Linked DNA regions of Mus musculus: region 1 is linked to region 2. A link is a loop called in an ENCODE intact Hi-C map of the cell type or tissue named here. Cell type or tissue: left cerebral cortex. All regions are shown on one strand. Each heading gives the region's core, and the rest is flanking DNA. Links, peaks and the distances in the headings are about the cores only.

Region 1 (8,963 bases), core at 366-8,365, 130 kb after region 2:
TACATCTGTACATTAACATATGCTGTGGGGGGTGGGGGGCGTGGAGGCCAGAAGAGGAGGTTGGATCCCCCGAGGCTGGGGCTACAGAATCTTCTACGCTCCCTGACATGGGTCCTCAGGAAGAGTAGCAAGTGCTCCTAACCATGAGCCATCTCTGCAGACCTTTTGTGGGGTTTGTTTTGCTTTGCCTTGTTTTTTTTTTTTTCTAATTTGATCCTAGGGAGCCATGTTCTTTAGAAAGCATCATATGAGCTAGGGAATTTTTCTGCCATTTTTGTTGTTGTTGCTGCTGCTGCTGCTGTTGTTGTTGTTGTTGTTGTTGTTGTTGTTTTGAGGTTTGCATCTGGTAGGTAAAATATTCCTACCGTATTTATATCTAATGCCCTTCTTGGAGAGTGGCACATTTCTCCTGAATGTGTCTTAGACAGTTTGTATGGAATGTTCACTTCGATTCTCTCTGAACACCAAAGCGTAGCTCCCTGTAGCTTGTTTGACTGTGATGAATGCGTTTAGCTAGAGTGTGCACCAGGAAGGAGATGGAGACACCCTACAATCTTCAGAGGCCATGCATGAGTGGGAAGATGCTTGCCTTTCAAGTGGCTGCGACACGGAAAATGATGAGTGTAGCAGAGGGAGGGTGACCCTCACCCTACGGGGCAGTAGGTAGCTTCCTCCAGCACTGTTGCTTCTAGATGCATCATTAGAAAGAGAATCTGGAAGTGGCAGCCCCAACACTGGCCAAGGGCCCAGAGTGGCTGTGTTCTAACAAGTCAGTACTACAGATGCTACTACACGGGGAGAGATGGCAGTAGGAGCCACAGGCAGAGCCTATTCTGTGGAAGAGTGGCTGTTCATGGAAACTATATAGGTGGGATACCAATGGAGTTGGGATGGACTGTGCTACTCTGTATGAATGTCTACCAAAAGCAGAACTCTGGTTACAAAGTTGCTCTTAATTCACCCTCTCCAACACCTTCCAACCCTCACAGCCCCCTCTTGCTGACAGCCATCCATGCCCAGGTAGGACAACCGACAAAGCCACGGAGTAGCTCAAAATGCCCTCTTCACACTTTGCAGATAGGGCAGACTGGGGCAAGGGTGAGGGGTGGGCGGGGCTAAAGGGAACAGGGGGCGGGGCTGGGGAGGGAGTGACCTGATTCTTCATTCCTGGCTAAGCCACAAGAAGTAGGGCAAGAGCCCCCATCTGATTCTCAGTGGTGGTGTCCTCCTTTCTCCTTCACATCACAACACCCATTCCCTACCGTGAAAACCTAAGGGGCTTTGGTTATAGTCGCTGTGCTGGGCAAGTTAGGAGTGCGAGGCCCCTCCCCCACAGCCACTGCAGAGAAATGTTTATGGAGCCCCAGAGATGGGAATACACAAAGGTTTCTGTCTGCCAAGTTCACATAACTGTCCCCTCCTTGGCTCTGCTCCTGGCTACGGTGTCCTGGGGTCACTGGGAAAGGACATGTGTTCTAGTTAGCTCTTCTGTTGTGATTAACACTATGACCAAAATCAACTTAGGGAGGGAAAGGTTTATTACATCTTACAGGCTATACTCCACCGCTGAAAGAAGCTAAGGCAGAAATCTGAAGTAGAAACTGAGGCAAAGATGTGTGTGCTTGCTCTGGGTTGCTCGACTCCCTTTCTTATACAGCCGGGTCCAACCTGTCCAGCGACAGGACCACACACAGCGTGCTGGGCCCGCCCACATCAATTAGCAATCCAGAAACTGCCCACCACAGACACATCCACGGGCCAATCTGATGACGGCAACTTCTCCGTTGAGATCCCCTCTTCCCAGATGAGTCACATAGACAACTAACCAAAGCTATCTGTGACAATGTGTCATCCCTTTCCAAAGCTCACTATCCATGCTCCAAGAACCTCATAAAAGCCCTCCTCTTCACCCAGCCCTGTATGGGATCTCCGTTCAATGATCTAAATGGGCCGCGTGAGCCTGTAAAGGCTGTGGAATTTTCCAGAAGATACTTTGCTGTGGGACCAGAGTCCCACGATCAACCTTTTCTACGGGAAGGACTTCCCCTGGTCTATCTACAGCACCAGAGTGGCAAAGGACATTTATTCTGCTTCTCTTCCTCGGCTTATTGTCCAAGGTATCTGAATCTTCTCCGTGGTTCCGGCTTCTCTTATGACGCCCAGTGTTTCCATGGTTACTCGTCTCAAACTGTAGCTATACACTACCTGTTCCGCCTTTGCTGAGGTGATTGCTGGGCGATCCTTACTTTCCACTCTCAGATTCTTTGCTTTGGGTTCAGAGCTAACAAACACATTCATCACTAAGAAGAATGCTAGCCACTATCTATCTTCCCACAGCCTAGGATGCGCTTGCTAGGCCAGAGCCACGCAAGCGCTTTCGTCTTTACACATACATTGATCAATGAGAATTCTTAATAAGATAATTAGCCTTTGTAAATTGAAGTAGGAGGAAGAAAAATGTGCTTAATTTTTTGGGGGGTCTCCAGGGAAGTAATCTATTCACTGCTAATGCTCTTTCATTCTGAAAGTTTGGTCCGCCATCTAGAAAACTGCCTTCTGCTGCCCGCCTCTATCTCTGTGTCCTGTTTTCGACTCTTCTGTCTTCCACTTTGGCCTTCACCTTCTGGCCCCTACAAAGAAAGGAAACCTGAAAAAAAATCCATCTGAGTCTTCAGGACTTACAGTGACCTTGCCAGCATCTCAAAGGTTCTAGAAGCAGACTGTTGAACTGGCATCCCACGCATCCCACAACTCCTGCTGTTTGAAGCATCTCATGCATACGGTGCCTACAGAGGCCAGAAGAGGGCGCTAGATCCCTTAGAACTGCCATATGAGTGCTTGAGAGCCACCATGTAGGAGCTGGGAACCGAACCAAGGTCTTCTGGAGGAGCAGCCAGTGCCCTTAACCACTGAACCATCTGTCCGGCCATTATTATTATTTTGTAATTGATGTGTTTATAAAAAGATAAAGAGAGGAGGGGATATGTTTTATGGAGGTGTAGTGGGGGACGGGGGAAGGGGGTGCCTCAGCGGGCCCATGCCAAGGCATCCCTTCCCCCTAAGGGACCAGCCACACAACGGTATAGAATAGAGTTTATTCAGGGCATGGGGAGGGTAGCAGAGGCAGAGAGAGAGAGAGAGAGAGAGAGAGAGAGAGAGAGAGAGAGAGAGAGAGAGAGAGTAGAGGCCAGCCATGAAAATGTGGAGGGGGGAAGGGTGAAGAGAGAGGGGGGAAGGGGATGGGGAGGTGAGAAGGGAAGCAGAGAAAGATCAAGAGAGAAGCAAGAGAGGGCAAGAGAGCAAGGAGGGGGCAAGCAGCCCCTTTTATAGTGGGTCAGGCCTACTTGGCTGTTGCCAGGTAACTGTGGGGCAGAGCTTAGACAGAATCCTAACAGTAATAACTGTGGCTGCTGAGATGTCCTAAAAGTAAGGACATCTTGAATGTCACACCATCAAAGTGTACTTCCTGTCTTCTGCATAGTTATATACCAACAACATAAACTTCCTCAAAGAGGCAATTAACAGCTTGACTGTTATAGCATCATTTCTAGAATAAGATGATTTTCAGATTCTACAGAATGAGATTCAAAGTTAAATGAAGGAATCTCTCAAGCAAAGGTCTTTGTTTTTTCCCTGGAGAGTTCAGGCTTTGATTATCTATAGAACTGTGTTTGGGAAGAGATAAGGGTATTGATTGCCAAGATAAACAAAAGATAAATAACTCAATTATAGGAAATTTATTTTGCCATGCCTAGAATGAGATTTGAGATTCTGTTTGGTAGCTCGAAGTCACGAATGTAATAATATTTTGAAAGATTTATGAATCCTTCCAGGAGTGAGTAAATTTCCTGAGAAACTTACATTTATTGTAGAGAAAACAGCTGTTACTTGTGTTGTTGAGGTTTTGTTTTTGTTTTTGTTTTTGTAATTTGGTGATCCTTAAATGAACAAACAACATTAGCCTGTATGAAGCACCAGGCCATCTGCAGATCAGTGAGAAATGGATCAGGAAACACATAAAAGGGGGAAGCGGCTGGAGAATTAGAAACGATAGCAGCAACAAATTTAAAAGATCTTGGCAGAATTGATACAGAGAAACAGCCCTGAGGAGAGCAAACCTCATGGGCCAGTGTCCTCTGGAGACGGCCTTCAGGCACAGCCAGGCTGGGTAAACAGAGAGTCAGGAAAGGCTCAGAGATGAAGGAACCCAGACCTAGAGGTGAAGGTGGTAATGAGGCAGCCTCGATACACAGCTGGATCTGAGAACACAAGGGTTTCCATTTCAGGGAATGGCTGGCTAATGTTTTATTTATACATTGTTTGCCCTTGCTGACCACCTCCTGGGTTTAAATGCTTAAATGATGAACGGGACAGGAAGAACCCAGAACTCCACTGATCTAATCAATGGGCTCAAGAAACACCTCGGGGACAAACAAGCCCCCAGGTATCTAGAAGTGGCCTCGGCAGACTCTATGTTTCTGCTACGCAAAGGGGCTGAAGCAATTTTAATGTAAGTACCGTGGACAAGGGTGAATTCAGTTCAGTGGAGCACTGGAGAACTCCCAACACCGTGCAGCTTGCAGAAAGGGAACACATTCTTAGAAAAATAACAAAACCTATTCAAATTAAAACAAATATCAGGGGCTGCATTACTCCCCGAGTCAGAGAGAGAAAATGTCTTGCCCTTTAGAACATCTATACATCATCAAAACTTGTAAATTTAGAGCTAGAGAGATGGCTCAGTGGTTAAGAGCCCTGGCTATGCTTGCCAAGGACCCAGATTCAGTTCCCAGCACCTACATAACGCATCAGTAATTCCAGTTCTGGGGATCCAGTGCCCTCTCCTGGACTCTGTGGGTACTGCACACGTGTGGTGTACTTGCAGACAAAATTACCATACCCGTAAAATAAGATGTATCTTTTTTTTTTTTAATGTAATCCCTTTTTTGTTTTGTTTTTAAGGAAAAGAACCTAGCAGAGCATGGTGGCACTTGTCTTTAATCTCAGCACTTAGGAGGCAGAGGCAAACAGATCTTTGAGTTGAAGTCAGCCTGGTCTATAGAGTGAGTTCCAGGACAGTCAAGGCTACTGCCAGGAGAAACCCTGTATTTAGAGAGAGAGAGAGAGACAGACAGACAGACAGACAGACAGACAGACAGACAGACAGACACACAGAGACACACAGAGAGACAAAGACAAGACAGAGACACAGAGAGAACTTAAGTCTTTTTTTTGAAAAATGCAAATTCATTTCAACCTTTAAAAAAAAAAACTAGTTGCAATTATGCATCAAGAGTCCTGTTAAATACATCAGTCTCCTTGCAAGCATGCAATGCCACCACAGAACTGGAACCCAAGGAAACAATCCGAATGGGAGAGCAGCAGCATTTGTACAAGTTAAATTGGACTGGGGCGGGGGTGTGTGACACATTTTTAGACAGCTGTTTGATGCCATTCGTTTGTCTTCCTGGTCTCCCCAAAGCTCAGGGAAATTAACAACAGCCCAGGCATTTAACGACAACAAACTTTCAAGTCTGAAAAAACTACTGTAAACAAGAAAAAAAATTCTGAATAATTAATTGTCCGATTACGTAGTACTGGGAAACGACAGAAAGGACACCCAAGGAGCCCCGCAAACAATCACTGGACAAGCGCCATAAATGGAGGAGAGAGGACAGTCTCTGGAGAGGCTTGTCGATGTCTGCAGAGCTGGACATGAAGATCCCTGCGTTCCAAAGACTCCACCCCCGATTGGCATGCACAGATGAGCTCCTTGTGAGAGGAATCCGTAGGCATCCGCACGTCAGTATGCTCAGCTGCTACGGGCTGACCAGACAGACGGCTGTGTGTGCTGAGTGATGGATAGGTCTCGACATGATCTTGGGTAGAAACCAGTGACAATTTGGGATTTCCTGCGTGAGCTGTGGAGGAGTGTTGCTGATGTGAGATTGCCTCAAGAGGCTATTCGCAGAGGAGCTGCAAGATTCCATCTATGCAAGAAGACAGAGCGGACGAAAGCTAGTGTGTGTTTAGTAACTGTCCCAGGTTTTTTTGTTTTTTTTTTTTTTCAGTTGCTGTGGTGAACACGTGACCAAGAGCAACTGGGGAGGATAGGGTTCATTTGGCTTATGGGTTGCGGTCCATCGTTGAGGGGGAAGCCAAGGCAGGGACACCAGCAGAGGCCATGGGGGAATGCTACTTGCTGGATTGCTCTCTGTGTCTTGCTCAGCCTGCTTTCTCATTCAACCCGGGACAACCTGCCCAAGGGTGGCAAAGCCCACAGTGGGCTACCCCACCTCCCAATTAATCATTAATCAAGAAAAATGCTCCTACAGGCTTGCTTTCAAGTGACTCGGATGGAGGCAAGTTCTCAGCTGAGTCTCCCAGATGACTCAAGCTTGTAGACAAAACACTAACACCACAGACATAATGGAGGGGCGGGAACTGGGCGGGGGCGGGGCCGGGGTTAGAGGCTAGAATGCATGGGTCACTCTGCCATGGAACTGTGTTTCATGTGTGCACAGGTCACTCAACAGGGCTCATTTGTTTTGTGGAAGTGACCTCAGTCGTACAATTGAGAGTGTGACACATTTTCTGTCATGCTTCAGTAATATTTACCCATCACAGATTAGGATATGAACCCAATGAAGAAAGCCTTATTCTACGATGACACATGGGTGAGCCCTTTTTCATCATAGTCAAGGTTTACTTAATTAGGCCACAAATGGTTTTGATTTGCGCCCTGTGTTTAGAAGGGAGGGGGTGTTGTTTTCTTAAGCTTTTTCTCTCTCTCTCCTTGAAAGTTGAATTTTTAAAAAATGACTGATGATATTTTTTTCTAGGTTCACTTAAAATAAATTCTTTTCATTTAAAAAAAAATAATAACTGAAAAGTCACCAGAGAAAGAAAAGGGGAAGATTGGTATTTCTTGGTAAAGCCCAGTGGCGTCTGCAGTAGTTTTATAGCTCAGCTAAGTATTCTAGAATTTTATGAGTTTACCTTAGCTCCTCTTTATAGAATTGCCAGTTGTGAACGCAGACTTGACCTTAAACAAAATACTGAATTTGAGTTCATGTGCTGGGAAGAGCAAGAGTTCAAAAATCTATCTTAACGGTATATTTTCAGTTAAAGATACCTGCTGAGGACAAAATGACAAATAAAAATTGAAAACAAAAACAAAAACCAAAAATCAAGCAATGATTCTCAGGATAATATGTAGAACCCGTATGACATTCCCCACTGCTGAAGCTTGCTTAGACCAACACTACCAAATAACACAGGATGTGAAGCCAACACTTAAATCCTGCTCATCTTAAAAGCAACAACGTGACCTAAAACAACACCAAAGGAGGCATGCGAGTCTCACATCACTTATGTTGAACTGCCAGCGGCTTCTATGCAAAGTATCTCTTCCTACAACTGCACCACCAACCACCAACAAAGTAAAGACAACCTTAAAAATAGTGGTACTGAGCCAGCTTATTTGAAGCCAGTGTCCCATCGGAGGGAAACTGTGCCTAGCTCAGCATTGCTGAGAAATTGGGCCTAGCCACAAATATGCCAGGACAGAAGATGTATGGGGCATGCCAGCTTATAAAGTCACAGTGGGGACTGGAGAAGTGGGTAGGCAGTTAGCACTGGCTGCTCTTACAAGAGACCAGAGTTCAAAGCCCAGCTTCCTTCCATATCGGCTGCTCACAACCCTCTGTGACAGTAGTTCCAGGGAATCTGGCACCCTCTTCTGGCCTCCATGTACTGCACAGACATATATGCAAGCAAGATACCCATGCACATAAAATACAATCAAAAATCTTTTTTATAAAAAAATAGAGTCACGGTGTACCGTTAAACAATCTTGAAAGGTACATATTATATATTGAAACTTTCAAAGAAAACACTCATTTATCGAACAAGGCTGGAAGGGATTTCGAAGGTTTCTTATAATTTATGACATAATAAATCCATATCAATGTAGCATTTTAACTAGATATATAAATATGCATTTCTGGGTAATTGATTTATTTGACAATTTTATCAGCTAGGTTTTGTGCTTTTCTGGATCTGTAACTTGTGGGGATGGAAGAAAAATAGTTTTGATTACAATATTCCATTTCTCTCAAAGTTAAAGTATATTCATTCTAAGAAAAAAAAAAGTCAGTATCCCCCTCACCCCTCAAAGATACATTCTGGTATTTTCCTTCAAGGAATCAGAGAAACAAAGTTACCTGGATCTAGCTCAGGGCTGTATAATGTTACTTCTTCAATTGTTTCAACAAGCAATTCTATTTCACCGTTTACACTAAACTGACTTTCATAGTTTACACTGACTGGAGCAACTTATAAACAAGGGATATAGGCTCCTGGCATGGCTGACTGTCATGGAACCAAAACCAAACAATAAATACAGTGGCCTACTCTACCTGTAAGAATATCGAAAGCTTGACTTTCACACTTCAAAATAAATTAGAGGAAAATCCCACCTTCCGGGCCTATGACTCCATAGGATCAGATTATTGCTAAAGGGAAGGGTATGTAACAAAACTTTTGGTTCATATTTTTTCCTAAAAGAAACATGTATCTGATGTTTCATTAAATTTAACAATGTTTGCTATTTGTGGGCAAACTTTTAAGGAGATTGACATATTAGATTATGTAACAAGAGCATCTATCAAATTTAGCAAATAGACTGAATACATGCCTTTAAAAGAGCTTTTGAGGGGCTGGAGAGATGGCTCATGGGTTAAGAGCACCGACTGCTCTTCCGAAGGTCCTGAGTTCAAATCCCAGCAACCTCATGGTGGCTCACAACCATCTGTAATGAGATCTGACACCCTCTTCTGGAATGTCTTAAGACAGCTATGATGTACTTACATATAATAAATAAATAAGTCTTTTTTTTAAAAGAGTTTTTGAAAATCTAAATGGTAGGAGTCCTCTGTTGGCAGAAATACACAATGCAGTCT
Region 2 (8,963 bases), core at 467-8,466:
ACCCCTCGCCTTCATACAGCTTCTAAATACTTCATTTTTTAAAGCTTTTATTATTTTTTAAAGGGAAATTATATTATGAACAATTTTTCTTATTTTAATATCTCCTCTCTAAGGTCATACATTCTTTAAAATGAACTTCCCCCTTTCCACATTTATAATGAAGAAATAGTCATTATGTATATTATGATGTAAGACTTGTTTTGATGTATGCAAATATTATGGAATGATTGAATCACATGAAGGGATATTCCTAGCACCTCATGTGTTTTGGGGTGAAAACATTTAAAATCACTCAGCAGTTTTCAAATGTGTAATACATTGTTATTCATTATAGTGGTGTGCTATGCACTCAATCCCACTAGCCAAATCTTCCTTTCTTTTTCTTTTTTCTGGATCTTAAGACAGGACCCTGTGCTTGCTAGGCAAGTACTCTACCACTGAGCTAAATCCCTAACCCCTAAAATCTTCCTTTCTAATCAAAACTTGGCACTGCTTTATCAGCATTCTATGCCCCACCCCCACCCGAAGCTCCAGGAACCACCCATCATCCCCTCTGCCTAAATATGTTCAATTTTTAAAAGTTTCATGTGTGAATTATGAATATTGTGTGGCACTTGCTTTTCTGTCCCTGGTTTGTTTCACTTAGCCTAATCTTTCTCTAGGTCTGTCCATGTTGTCATAGATACAGACATTCCATCTACTCAAAAGCTACCTTTACAAAGATGTGATGGCTAATTCTGGTTGCCAGCCTGAGTACATCTGCAACCAACTAGAACCCAAGCAGCTGGGCAGAGCTGCAAGGGAGTCTCCTGACTGGATCCTTTGCAGTGGGAAGACCCACCCTAAGTCTGGGCCACACCCTCTGGTGGCCGCCCACAGCAAAGGACATGGAGGAAGGAAGCTTTTGCTTTTCACCTGTTCGCCCTCCCTCTCTCTGTCAGGCTCATCTGTCCTGCTGCTGAGGCATTCCTTCGCCGGGGTTAGAAATGGCTTCTGCAGGATCCAAGGTAGACTGAAGACCAGCAGCTCTCCAGAAATCCTCTAGCACTCCAGCAGCAGATTGGAGTGCTGAGACATCTACCCCTATGGAATGACCAATCCTTGGCCTTTCTGTTGGGGACAGCCCTTGTTGGACTAGCTGAACCACAGTCCATAAGCCACTGTAATAAATCGTGTGTGTGTGTGTGTGTGTGTGTGTGTGTGTGTGTGTGTGTGTGTTCATTCTATCACTTCTGTCTTCTGGAGAAGCCTGGCTAACACAAAAGATATTCCATTATGCATATATACTGTATCTTTTGGTTTGTCCCTTTGACACTGTGGCTGCTTTCATAGCCTGGCTATGGAAATGCTTGCTATAATAAGCATAGATAACTCTACAAGATGGTGGTTAGCTTTCCTTGGGGGTACTTTCTCACTGTGGGCTTGGTGATGTTATTCACATTGATATAAATAACTTATGTGTCCTGGTTTCAGACGTTTTAAGCCATGGTTTTAATGGTGGTGCTTCAGGGTTCTGGTGAGGCCCAGCCTGATAGACATGGTATAGTAGAGATATTCACCTCATGGTGCCTGGGAGGCAGAAGAGAGCAAGGGAGGGCTCAGAGACAAGGTGTACCCTTCAAACTGACACCCCAGTCACCCACTTCTTCCATTCAGGTTTGAGATCCTAATAACCTATACTGTATGATAGTGGATTAAGTCATTGATGAAATTAGATTCTTCATGATACAGCCACTTTTCAATAGTGCCACCAGCCAGGTATATAAAGCCTTCTGCATAGGAGCCTCATATTCAAGACACCACAGCTGGTTCATTTGGCAATCCCGTATGTATATTTTTGTTGTTGTAAGCATCTACATTCTGTATTCTGAATTCTTTTTTTCTTTTCTTTCTTTGGGGTAGGGGGTGTTTTGTTTGGTTTTGGTTTGTTGCTTTTTGGGTCTTCCCCCTCCCCCAGACAGGGTTTCTCTGTGTAGCCTTGGCTGTCCTGTAACTCACTCTGTAGACCAGGCTGGCCTCGAACTCAGAGATCCACCCGCCTCTGCCTCCCGAGTGCTGGGATTAAAGGCGTGCGCCACCACTGCCCAGCTGAATGGATCTTCATTCTAGCGGACAGTAAAGGGTGCTACTTATTCTACGTCCTTGACCATGCTCATTTTTAAGTGATAGCTCACGATGGTTTTAATGTGCGTTTTTCTAGCAATTAGTAATCCTGAGCGTTTCCCCATACACCGGTGTACTCATCCCCTTTTGGCTTGATGTGATAAACCACCATGCTCAAGGCGACTTACAGAAGGAAAGGTTTATCGGCTCACTCCAGACAGGTAGGAGTCCATCGTAGTGGGGGAGGCATGGCGGCAAGAGGCAGGAATAGCACCTAGAGCAGGAAGCTGAGTTAAACACTGTTAAGCACCCGTTAGCATAAGTGGGAAGCAGAGAGAACCAGAAATGCAGGAGTCTTTAAACTTCCGGTGACATCATCCCTTCAATAAAACCACACCTCCTAAACACCCCAACCGTGCCACCGACTGAGAACTGTGTGTTCAACTACAAGAGCCAGTGGGGGCCATTCTCACTCGCAGCACCACAACCTATTTAAACAGTGGTATTTGCAGCTCTTTGGAAATGCTTATTCAGCCATCTGTGTGTTCTTAATAGTGTTCTTAATTTTTGTGTCATTGAGTGCTTTAAATACTTTGGGTATTTATTTGCCAGATATACAAAGTGTAATTACAGTCTCCCAACCCTTAGAGCTTATCTTCATTTCGTCAATAGTTTGATACGATCTCACCGCTCATCTTTTGTTTTATTCTCTGACCTTTTGGAGTCACATTAACAAACGCCAGGCCAATGCCATGTGCCTTTCTTCCAGTTTCATAGTTTCTTATCTTACACTGTATCATCTAATTCAGTCTGAACTGATTTTTTGCTGATGTGAACAGAGTCCAATTCCACTCTTCTGCACGAGGACATCCATGTCTTCCAGAATCATTTACTGGAGACTACACTTTCTCTGTTCTGTATTTTTGATATTTGTATTGAAAATCCGTTGCCCGTGTGTTTGTGTCTGGCCTGAAGCACACTTCATTGCCACAAATATGCTTTGCTTCAATTATGAATGTTCTCGTGAATTTCTTCATTTGGGGAAATCTCTCTGTGACTGGAGTACCTTCTTCACTTTCCATCGTCTTTCCTACTGGAAATAATTCTATAATAGTTAGCAAATTAAATGTCTCTCCTACACACCCACCATGATTCCCCAGGTCTAGTGAGATGATGCCTTAGGTAGCACAATGGTACCCCAAAGATGCTTGTGATATAATGTAGGCATGTGACTTTACGTGACAAAGTGACTTTACCTGGCACAGCTACCTGTTCCTTATTCCTGAAGCAGAACACCAGAATCAGGCTAACTTCATAAAGAACAGAAGGTTATTTAGTTTATGGATTTAGAGGTTGAGTTTCCAAAGAGCATGGTACAAGCTTTGCCCAAATCCTATAGTAGAGGATATGCCAAGCCAGAGGGACTGAATGGGGATAGGTACAGCCTTGTAGTTCTAGGCTCTTGAGAAGTAACCACAGTCGCATAATAAGAAATGCTGCATTTCCTTCTGAAGCCATACCCACACTAAGCTGAGGGCCAAGCACTGGGCCCTACCTGATAGAGGCCCCTTCCCTTCTGATTGCCACCACACTGGACATCATGCTTCCAACAAATGCCTAAGTCACAGATAAACCACGACGCACGGCAGGGGAGCCCTTGCAGACCTGAAACATTAATGAGTGAGACTGGGATTTGACTTTGGATTATGCAGATGGTCCTAATGTAGTCTGAGTCTCTACGAGTCCGGACAGTCAAAGTCAGAGAAGACAGTAAGACAATGGAAGCTTCCAGAAGCTGGAAGAGCTAAGAAAGCCTGTTCTTTCCTGGAGCTTCCAAAGGGACACAGCCCCAAGGGCATCTTGAGTCAATCATGTTGGGGGCGGGGTGTCTTCAAAGCAAATATTTCATGGGGTCAGCTGGATCCACAGTGGCAGATGACCAGTAGAGGGATCTGTACTCAGACCTTTATGAATGTGATCCCAGTTTGGGAGCCTCTAAGACAATCCAGTCCCGTGAGTGCAGATGCCACACTGGCCACTAGATGTCAGGCTTTGCCCTCCTCCCTGCTAGCTACCCCCACTCCCATCTTCTCCACCCCTCCCCAACATTTAGAATGGTTGTTTTCTTATGCCTTATCCCAACTAGCCTCACAAGCGCATTGCAGCTTGGGGGGAGCCATTACCTACATTTACAGCTGGGGGAATGGAGACCCTGACACATCTCCGCCACCAGTGACTATGGGGCAATAGTGGGAGGTGACATTCCACTTAGTCAGCCATGCTGGACTGCCTTAATCAAGTTGGCTGCCTTGCATCTAGGATGTCTGCGGATGTTTAACATGTGAACACAGAGGCAAAACACATGGCCCTAAGGACAGAACCAGGAGAAAACTCTAGGTCCTTTTCCAAGAAATCTTACTACAATCTTGTCATTTATCTTTATTTTCAGTCCCATTTTCATGAAAGGGAGTGGGAAATTGTTTTAAAGAGTTAAATATAGCGACTTTTAAATTTCTCAAACAGTATTTAGACGTAAGCAAAGGCTTGGTATTGAACCTGTCGGAAGACACCCGTGTGCAGGGTAACGAGAGCCTGTGATAGAAGAAGACAGATCAGAAAATACAAGGTCCCCTGAGAACTGAGGCCCCGAAGGTCAGTCTGTCCAAAACCAAGGTGTTGTCCTGGTGGTTGGGGAATAGAGTGTGTGTCAAAGGGAGAAAGCCAGGGAAGATGAACAAGAAAACTTCCGGCTTTTTGGCTCCTAAAAATGCACCTGTTATGGACTTTATGTTGTTGATAATTCCCCTAAGATTCTGATTGAACACCTCCACTACTACTAACAAGCAAGCCCTCTCAAGCCAGGCTCATCCCCAAGCCCCTGGCAACTGTGCTCTGCTGGGTAGAATTCTCGCCTACATTATCAACATAAATAGGCATATTAAATTTCTCTCAAGACACTTTATTGAAAAAAATGTTGAAGGTTCTCATGAACAAAAAACAAAAAAATCATAAAACGATAAGCTCAGAGATCTGAAAGCTATTATTTAGCCAAGAAAGGTCTGGATAAAGTTTTCTCTCACCTTGTTCATCTTTTTCCTTGTCAAAATCCAATACGATTAACGCAAATTTTAGGACCGAGAAAATGAGACTCTCCATCTGTGTGTGCGTGTGTGCATGTATATGCTGCTACACACACACACACACACACACACACACACACACACACACACACAGAGCTTGGTACTGAGCACTACTTAAACCTCTGCCGCTCTAATCAGACTGTTAGGAAGGATGAGCCATGGAGACAGGATCAAGTCATCTAGGATGGATGCCCTTTGACGTGCTCAGGATTAGCCTCTGTCACAAAGGAAACTTAAAGACAGTGAGTGCTGGGGTAAGGCTGAAACCACAGCACTACCTGGAGAAGATCAGAACCACAATTCCATTGTAGTAACCCAAACCAAAAAAAGGACCTTTCTCCTCATTAACTCTGTTTCACTGATAGAGTTAGGAAACACATGCATCCTGCTCATTTGGCTTCTAAGGCAAGGCCTGGACAAGGCCCTGTAAGTCTCTTATAATCCTTTAGCATGCATCGCCTCTCTACATCAGAGCCTATGTCTTTAATGGAAGAAGAATGCTTCCTCCTCCGGGAAGCATATAGCTATGTCCCCAGCCCTCAGGACAAACAGCCACGATCAGGGCTTCTGTGCTGTAAGGAGTGGAGGCCATTTAATCAAGATCACCACAGTTATCCGTTCTCTCCAACTTCCTTGTATTCTCAGGTGTTCGCTGTTCAAGTGAGCATACTTGAATAGTCTCATATTTGGCCACTACTATGTTTATTTGGTTAATTATTTGCATCTTGAGGAAGAACATCGAGCCGACTTGTGCTATAAGCGGTGACTGGGGCCTGGACTGCCCTTACTTGGATTTTCCCTTGATACCGAGGGAGGTCAGCCTGTACTTATGTCTGATTTTCTTTTGAGTTATAACACTTAACTGTGAAGATAATGAATTCCCCCAATGAAGTGGGCATTCCACAAAGCTGAGGCCCTATGACCCACCAGCAGTCGTAGTTCAGGAGGTTTGTTGAAAGTGGAATAGGTAGAGGGGTACAGAGAGGCAGCATGTGATCTGTGAGGGGTGACAGATCACTGCCCAGGACCCATCTTCGGAACTGCGTGTGAAGGCCACTGGGGTGATCTCTTCAAGGATGTCTGACTCAGCACCACAACCTGGGCATCCAGAGTCTTCCAGAATGCTCGGCTTGGTGTTACTCCTTCCTACGTTCCTGGGATTGTCCCTTTCAGGTCATTGAGCCACAAGGTGAACGAGCATCCCTCTCTCAGAACATCAGCAACTACTTGGGTGCACTGAGAACACTTCTCCCATTGCAGTTCATTGCATTGGAGTGAAAACTGCCTTCCGTTCTTTTGCTGAGGAAGCCAGCTGGTACACTCCCCCTCTCCTTTCCTTCCCCAGGGCTTTTGGAAAAGCAAAGTGAACGAAAAATCCACTCTGATGGGACGTGATGAGAGGTGGAGAAGCAAAGACTTGGGGCTTTTGAAAGTGAAGTGGATTTTTGAATGCTAAAAAAAAAATCTGTAATTTCCAGTTTTAAAGAACTGCCTATAAGGATAATTGAACAAATAAAAAGCTCACTTTTTGAACCTGGTAAAGGGTGTTTCATTGACTTAATGAGTTTTCAATTCAATAAAATTGCTTTTCAGGACAAGGCTGTTTTTGTTTTGTTTTGTTTTGCTTTTTTTTTTTTTAAATCAGTATTTCTTTAAAAGCATCCAGATTTCCTTATATAAAGGGAATCTCCTACCATGGATTTTGGTGTGAATGTAGGTAGCCTCAAACCCCTATATTTATAGTCCAGTTCTTTGTTCTTAAGCAGGCTTAGAGCTAGGTAGATTCTTTGTTTCTACAGTTTCATTCAGCCAAAGACAGTTTGCCAACTCTTCAAAACTTACAAATAATGAAACCCTGCTGATCACCAAGGAGCGACAGAATCAACAGTTTTTGTTAAGATTCTAAGCTCCACCCCACAGTTACCTGGCAACAGCCAGGTAGGCCTGACCCACTATAAAGGGGGCTGCTTGCCCCCTCCTTGCTCTCTTGTTCCTCTCTGCTTCCCATCCCTCCCAACCCCCCATGTGCTCATGGCCGGCCTCTACTCCTCGACTCTTCTATCTCTCTGCCTTTACTACCCTCTTAACTCTCCTCCCCATGCCCTAAATAAACTCTATTCTGTACTATACTATATGTGGCTGGTCCTTCAGGGGGAAGGGATGCCTCAGCATGGGCCCGCCGAGGCACCCCTTTCCCTGATACCTGACTACATCTCTATAGAATATATCCCCCCTCTCTTTATCTTTTTATAAACACATCAATTTTAGAAGCTGTTCTGGCTGCTGCTGGTCTTGATGGTCACGTCCTGTAATGTGCTAGAGTTGTTTCTTGTGTAAGAATGTTCTAGTGAGGTTCCATTTGACCTGCTCTGTTAATTTTACAGAGTGCTCTGGTACCTCACAATATTGTAAACTTACCAGGAGGTAGTGAGCGTCCACAGACCCAGGTAGTCAGGTTTATGTGACAAGCACTTTTACCTGCTAAGCCATCTTGCTTGCCCTTGTGATTCATTTCAATAGAAAACTCTACATCATGTATTTCATTGTCATGTATTTTATGAGTCAAAGTGGATTAAATAACATATATCATATAATTGCAATTAATATGCCTCGGGTAGAAGAGTCAACTATTATTTAATTTGTGTTAAATTACCCATTGCATTCAATTTGTACAGAGTCCAGAGTGGCCACAGATTTGATGATGGGATGAAGGAGTATACATAGGATTGTAGTTCTGAGATCGGTTTTTGGTTTTCTTCTTATTGCTTTGAAATTTCCAGACAAAGCGGTGGCGGGAGCACATCTTTAATCCCAGCACTCGAGAGGAAGAGGCAGGCTGATCTCTGTGAGTTTGAGGCCAGTCTATCTACAAAGTGTGATCCAGGACAGAGAGCTAAGGCTGCATGGAGAAACCCTGTCGGTGGGGGAGGGGTGGGAATCCAGATAAAGAGTTGCAGGAGTGCCCGCCTCTCTCTTGTTGAGGTAGCTGGAAGCTACAGCAGCCAAGTAAATTAGAAGCAAATTCCTGAGGAGTTTACCAGTTGCCTCCCAGAACACTACTGGGCTAATTATGGCAGTCTAACTACTATCAGGTCCACTCAATGGCACACGTCATCCAGCACTCTGTTATTTACATCCCGATCCACAGGCTTCTTGCCAACCTGGCCACTCTCTAGTGTCACATAGAGCCTCCCCATAGTGCTTCTATGCTTGCTTGCTTCCAGCTCTGGGCACCAACCTGTCTTAACAGAACAACCAGTCTGTAGTCTCTTTCCTTTTGTTTAAAACAACAACAACAACAACCCCAACTGTTATGATGTGCTAAACAGACTTCAGGCATTTGACTCAAAAATTGGTTTTCTTGGCTTCTAAATATTTAAGATCCTTCTTGCTGAAGAGATAATTAAAATAACGGACACACCACTTCTGATGTATCAGACAACACGATGGGTCTCCAAAAAATACCGGATTTGTTGGCTCATGGCGTTTGTTACCCCAATACCCTATATACGTGTGGTTCCCCATTCCCAGTGAGCATCTATTATAATCATTAAGCACTGCCCTGCAGTGTACGGTGTGTTAAGAAGCCAGACAGTATCGGCCTTGCCTCTTCAGATCATGGAGCCAGCCCAGGTCATGTTGCATAAGAAATAGATTCAGGGAGCTGGAGAGATGGCTCATCAGTTAGAGCACTGGTTGTTCTTCCAGAGGACCCAGGTT

What was found. Hi-C counts contacts between places; a loop is a spot of excess contacts. Peaks named below come from ENCODE experiments on the same cell type or tissue, not always from the same donor. Only the 100,000 strongest peaks of a DNase experiment are listed, where the experiment ranks them.
Region 1: a loop joins it to region 2, with 2.4 times the contacts of the local background. A loop is called at or near these places in 10 of 42 quality-filtered maps.

Annotation. Positions count from the first base shown.
Region 1 is chr5:149,991,986-150,000,948 of GRCm38, forward strand. No RefSeq gene overlaps it. Among named protein-coding and RNA genes, the nearest start is that of Rxfp2, 22 kb to the right of the region's middle. In left cerebral cortex, for the core only: CTCF peaks have their summits at 4,835 (motif pointing left) and 7,751 (motif pointing left); DNase peaks (open chromatin) are centred at 1,760, 5,444, 5,864 and 7,618.
Region 2 is chr5:149,857,503-149,866,465 of GRCm38, forward strand. It overlaps 4930500F04Rik (RIKEN cDNA 4930500F04 gene), which reads left to right. Exons shown (of 4, transcript NR_045758.1): 4 at 6,589-6,778. Among named protein-coding and RNA genes, the nearest start is that of 4930500F04Rik, 14 kb to the left of the region's middle. In left cerebral cortex, for the core only: a CTCF peak has its summit at 4,135 (motif pointing right); DNase peaks (open chromatin) are centred at 4,134 and 6,575.